Regions from separate parts of the Homo sapiens genome. Here region 1 is linked to region 2. Evidence: chromatin contacts called from ENCODE Hi-C or POLR2A ChIA-PET data. All regions are on one chromosome and are shown on one strand. Each heading gives the region's core, a stretch centred on a gene start or an enhancer-like site at or near the end of the contact. The rest is flanking DNA. Distances are from core to core; before and after follow the strand shown.

The links. A loop is a pair of places that touch in the nucleus more often than their neighbours do. ChIA-PET counts read pairs that join two places held with the same protein, here RNA polymerase II (POLR2A).
Region 1: POLR2A ChIA-PET joins it to region 2 with 16 read pairs in activated CD4-positive, alpha-beta T cell. The contact joins the enhancer-like site here to the promoter of LINC02660 in region 2. A Hi-C loop is called at or near these places in 1 of 168 maps with a recorded cell type or tissue (Calu3). POLR2A ChIA-PET finds 5 or more read pairs at or near these places in 4 of 52 experiments (RWPE1, activated CD4-positive, alpha-beta T cell, activated T-cell and 1 more).

The regions. Positions count from the first base shown.
Region 1 is chr10:3,959,654-3,962,598 of GRCh38, forward strand. No RefSeq gene overlaps it. Among named protein-coding and RNA genes, the nearest start is that of MIR6078, 30 kb to the right of the region's middle. RefSeq lists an enhancer at 1-245. Within about 2 kb of position 1,563, at least 3 of the 41 ENCODE cell types and tissues checked have a DNase peak (open chromatin) inside an H3K27ac peak, as active enhancers do.
Region 2 is chr10:3,910,143-3,913,305 of GRCh38, forward strand. It overlaps LINC02660 (long intergenic non-protein coding RNA 2660), which reads left to right and starts at 1,881. Exons shown (of 3, transcript NR_183984.1): 1 at 1,881-1,904.

The DNA.
Region 1 (2,945 bases), core at 313-2,812, 49 kb after region 2:
ACTTCATCTCCCTTTTCTCCCCGTCACCTCAAAAAACCCCCACACAGCCAACGATAGACACAATGCTCCTAGAAAAGGAAAAAGAAAAGGAGGAGGAGAAGACAATACCAAAACGTGCATTTTACTGTGTTGATGCTATTCAGGATGCAAATAGAAACAGCCAAAGTCCCAGCGCCTCAGCTGAGGGAAGACAGAAGCTGAACCAGGCGTGCGCTGTGGCTGTCCCCGTGCAGGCGGAGGTGTGTGATCTCGAGAGGAATGTTTATTATTACTTCTCTTCCCCCTAGAGAGGTAGCTTCATTTCCTTAATGCAGAGTAGAGCTGGTGGGGAAGTGTGAGGTATTCAGCCCCTCCCTGGGCACCAGGCTCCTGTCCTGACCTGCATCCATTGTCAGGGATGTCCTCAATGCACACAGGAATCATCTCCTCCCAGACACAGCTGGTGGGAACCTAAGGCCATCTGGAATTCTGCAGAATGTTTCCATGATAATGGTTGGAACTTCTAGTGCATCCTTTTGTGCCACATTTTATTTTTGTGGCCTTGAAGCCACAAAGCCTTCACAGATGGCACTTTGCCTGGTTGCATCTGGTCTCCATTTTTTAAAAAGTAGCCTTCAATTTAATCATTGCAGTTTTTATTTTCACGCAACGCTAGATTTATGCTTTCCTTAATAATGTTCTACTGCACAGTTAAACTACTCCTGAGAGGACATCTTTGGCATCTGTAGCTAAGCAAATATTTTCTCTGGAGACAGAATTTTTAAAAATGAAATCACACAATGGCCTTTTTTGTAGTATTTTCATTATTTTGGTCATTAAACTAAACATTAGCTTCTAAATGTTTAAAAATAATTGTAGTTACTTAAAATTATTCCCAGGAGGGGATTTTCTCAGTTCTCTCCTTCTACCTCACAAAAAGGATCTGCGAACACCCCTGATGCCGTACAAGGATCACGAACCAGGAACCAAGAAGAGACAAACAGCCTGTCTTCTTCCTTGCAGCTTCTCCACCCACCCCTGACTAGTGAGTTTCCATCCTGCACGCCTGTGCATACGTGTGCTAGTGGCCTGTCACTGAGAATTCTTCAGAACCAAAGATGACTTCAACCCCCAGGGCCATCAAGCATCAGCTATTATTTTGCTTCTGCTGGGGCACACAAATCAAGTTAGTTTCTACTCTTCAAGTGCACTTTCTTGCTTTGGAAGAGTTTTCTGATTTCAGCTCCTGCTGCAGGCTTAAATGGAACCTTACTGTGACCACGGCAGGAGGGACTTCTGCCTTCTCACAGCTTTCTGATTGAGCTAAAATTTTGAGGACATTTCTAAGAATTGCCACAGCTTAATTCAACACTCTAATTTTTGTTTATGATGCAAATAAGAATGGCCATGGCTCTTCCTTATACATTTGAATCGATGATTACAAATAGCATGTGTTGAACACGTTTCATGAAAGATTAACAGTTATTTCACTTCACCCCTGCAGCAGCACCAAGGAGTAGAGAGTGTTACTGTCTCTGCTAGGAACAGAAATGCAAAGTTTAAGGGGCTTGGCAAGAAGGCCACATACCTAAGACACCCATTCAGATTCACCCAAGGCTCATTTCCCTTCCAGGGCAGAGCTCCGGCACCTGTGCTGTGGGGAACCCACCACACTACAGAGCTTTAAAACCCTCACTTTGTGGGTGTCACATCCTGCAGAGAAGCCTAGTCACTCTACAGGAGATGTCACAGGGGATCAGATAAATCTCAGGGGAAAGGGCTAGAGCTACTCTTTCGCCAGGATTTGCACCTCTGAGGCTACTGGTGAATCTTTCTTTAAGTCGGTAAAATTTGTTTTTTAATCCAAAAATTCTCTGCGGATCCTAGTTGGTTTTCATGTTGGATAAATTTTGGCAAGACTCCAAAGGAGACCCCAGAGGCCGAGCGGGGGTATGCTGTGGTGGGAAGAGAGTGCCCTTGGTGGATTAGCATTGCCCCTTTCAGACCCTTACCTGGTGTTAGTTTTCTATGGCTTTGAACTCTCATTATTCTCACCTCTCAAATGGGTATAATGATATCTACCTCATGAGATTACTGACATAGAAGAAAGAACATATGCAGAGTGGCCAGCAATTCCCAGCACAGAGTAGGTGCGTAGGGCGGGCTCCCAGGAAGCAGGTTCTGGGAAGCAGATATCCTGGTGGGTACCCTCAAGAGTAACTTACCTAAGGGAGGGAGGGGCCCGATGGGCAGGGCGGATGCCTAGCTGTGGTGCAGCTGCAAGTGAGACCTGTGCTGGTCATTCGGGTGCTCTGGAGCTGGGAGCCCGTACACATTTGAGGCAAGGTGCCTAGGCCTTGAGACCTCGCTGGGAACAGCCATGAGATTTGGTGCACCCCAGGGAGGGGCATATACCTTGGAAAAGATGACTCCTTGGGGTGAGAGCAATTCCTGGGGAGAGATTCAGCTGGCGGCCTCCAGCAGCTCACCTTCCTGGAAGATAGAAGTGTCTCCAGCCAGAGAGCCATCTGGCAGTATAGACATCACTGCTTCCTGTAAGTACTACGCAGACAGTAAGTAATATTCTTATTATTGTTCATTATTCAATAATAATTTATTCCATCAGAAACCTGGCCGGCAGGCATTCTCATAGCCAGAGTCAACCTCAACTCACCATGGCACAGGAAAAATAATCATCGCACTGCAGAACAAGAAATGACCTAAGCCAGCATTGTCATCTTTGAAACTTAAGAGAATTTGTAAAACGGTGAAATTCAGAATGAACTTAGAAGGCATTTTCAGCTGCACATCTGCTAGTCTGGTGTGTGGCATCACTAAGTCTATTGGTTTAAATGGGTGCGTAGTTCCGGAGTATCACAACTACAACATCGGATTTGGAAGCAATTTTGGAAATATTTGATGATGCATATTTGAAAGAGTTAATATTTGTACGAAAATGTCACAAA
Region 2 (3,163 bases), core at 631-3,130:
TGAGACTCCATCTCAAGAAAAAAGAAGGCCGGGTGCAGTGGCTAACGCCTGTAATCCCAGCACTTTGTGAGGCCAAGGCAGGTGGATCACGAGGTCAGGAGATCGAGACCATCCTGGCTAACATGGTGAAACCCCGTCTCTACTGAAAATACAAAAAATTAGCCAGGCATAGTGGCGGGTCGGTAGTCCCAGCTACTCAAGAGGCTGAGGCAGGAGAAAGGCGTGAACCTGGGAGGCGGAGCTTGCAGTGAGCCGAGATCATGCCACTGCACTCCAGCCTGGGGGACAGAGCAAGACTCCATCTCAAAAAAAAAAAAAAAAAGTGACGTGGTGTGGCCTAGGCTGCGGAAAACATGGTCTGCCTCTTCCAAACTCTTCACTTTTTATCAGGAGAAAGGCTCATTAGCACGAGCTTCCTTTAATGGCTAGCACAAAATAGGTGTTTAATAAATGACCTTGTTGATGAAGAGGATTAATGAACCAAATCCGCATTGTTTTGCTTAATTAGGTATATTTATTTAGGCATGTATTATTAGCAAAACATTTTGGAGATCTGAGGAAATGATCTGGACAATTTTAAGACAGAAATCCTGATATTTAGCTAGCAGTTATTTTAGGTGTAAATAATCAATGATGTTAAGTAGATTCAATTAAATAATTGTTCAAATGTATTTTGCTTCCTTAGACAAAGGGTAGACATAAACTATACCACGTGGCATAGTCTTTTTTGTTCAAAAAGGTAGTCAGTCTGTCTTTGAAAGATCAACTTGACCTAAAATTGTAATTCAGTGTATCTTCATATAAAATTATTAAATTTTTATCTGCAGAATTATTTTCAACAGCATTGATTGCAATAGTTTTGCGATTATGCTTTCCTTTAGATCATAAGCCAATGACTTCTTCCGTCTTACTTTATGCATAATAGAATTGTTATAAGAGAATTAAACCTGAGAGTACTTCCATTATTGGAAGAATTTCTCCTGTCAGCTTTTTGTCAACTGCTTATAAAACTGTAGAAGAAAAATTATTCTTCAATATACGGTTTTCATTATGCATTAGATGCCTTTAATATTCCTAAGTGCCATAATTTCACATATGCCGTGTGTCACCTGGTGTATGTAAACATGAAATTACTTGGAGATTATTGCATAGTTATATCAAAATGCTGAGCAGAAAAAAAAATGACATCCAATATTCACCCAGGGTTTAGACAATACATTTTTGTTTGATGTGAAAGCATTCATAATTTCATCACAGAAGAGCATTTTTCAATGGTGCTCCCAGATTGCCTGTAAAAGATAATTCCTCCCTTGTGGACAGGCTTCTATCTCATGCCCTCCGCGTGCCGCTGGTTTATCTGTGCAGAGAGGGACACCCAAAGGGGGACAGTGAGCCCACTGTGTCTTTTAGAACCCAAAGCGAGTTACTGCAAACCTCAGGCAATTGAAGTGAATATTGGCTAGCTCAAAAGGCTGTGAAGATGACCACCGTATCTATCTGAGTAATTTTTTTCTTCTGTCTCAGTCTTGAAATCAGGCATGGTTATTTTTATTTTCGGTGTATGCAGGCTTAACCTATGTGCTTATATTCACAATGAACTCTTGAATCGGATCCTCTGTGTTTTGCTGGGGAGTATTCATTCCCCACTTGACCTGCTTTGTTGCTCAAAACTTTGTAGCTCATCTTTGCCTTCCCGTCTGTTTATTCTTGGTGTGGGGTTGTCAAGGAGAAATGTTGGAAGGGAGAGAAGGGAGCAGGCATCATAGATGGTATTACAGGCGGCTGGTCTCTCCTCTCTCAGCCAACTATGAGAACTATTTGGGATTGAAGGAGATAAGCTACAGCAAGTCGTTACTTGTCCTGAATGCACGACCTTCTTTCTTTGAGCAAGAGGACAAACCTGGGTAGGGATCTCTATGATGTTTTCTGCGTTGCCCGTGGACGTTCATCTTTCTGATTTGTTAGCTGAAGATGAGGATCTGGAGCAGGAGCTCGGAGTGCCATTGTTCCATGGGCAGATGTGCAGCAGAGATTGTGAGTGGGGTCTGTTGGGGCGGTCAGGGGGCCCTCCTGAGCTGGCCTCTCTCGCCTGCGACTTCACAATGCTTGTTCTGAGTTCAGCGTTTTCACTGGAGAGAGCTACAGCTGGGAAGTGCTGTTTTTTTCTAGGTGCTCTCAGCTGCTATTACCTCTTCTATCTCTTCCTCTGGAAAAATATTAGGGGCCTTTTTGTCTTAACAGAAGAAGAAGTAGATTCATTCATTCTTTTTTTTCTTTTTCTTTTTCTTTTTTTTCAGACAGTCTCGCTCTGTTGCCCAGGCTGAAGTGCAGTGGCACGATCTTGGCTCACTGCAACCTCCACCTCCCTCCCGGGTTCAAGCGATTCTCCTGCTTCAGAATCCTGAGTAGCTGGGATTACAGGCTGTGCCATCATGTCTGGCTAATTTTTGTATTCTTAGTAGAGACGGGCTTCACCATGTTGGCCAGGCTGGTCTCCAACTCCTGACCTCAGGTGGCCCACCAGCCTCGGTCTCCCAAAGTGCTGGGATTACAGGCGTGAGCCACCGCACCCGGCCAATATTCATTCATTCTTTCTCACCTCTTCCTCCGCTCTTTAAGGTTGAGCTTGCCTGGCCCAAGGCACAGAGTTCTGGGAAGGATGGAAGAGAGGGGAAGGGAGAGCACCAACATCACGGACCGCCTTTCACATCAGCGGCAGCAGCAGTAAAACCCCCAGAAAACCTGGGGTAGGCGTGGGGGTCTGTTTAGATCAGCCCTGGAGGCAGCCTCCCATGTCCCTCCTGGACATTTGTTCACCTTCACAGAACCCACTTCTTTCCCATCGTCTGTTCGGATATCTGTTTCCTGCACCGGGCAGGTAGCACAGCACACTCAGGGGTTTCTCTGACTCACCTTGGCAGCCCCAGCCCTCAGCACACTGCCTACCACTTAGTATTTAGAGAACCTATGCCCTTTGAAAAAAGTAGGTAAATAGTAAAATATTATTTTTACCATTGGAACAAACACAATTATATGCTTGATGAAATTCAAACAGTACAAATGCAAGAAAAAAAAGGCTTGTTAGGTACAAATATTGGAAGAAAAGAGCTTGGGGCCAGAAGTGACCCCAGACAGATGGGCTGGGAAAGAAGGGCTTTACAGG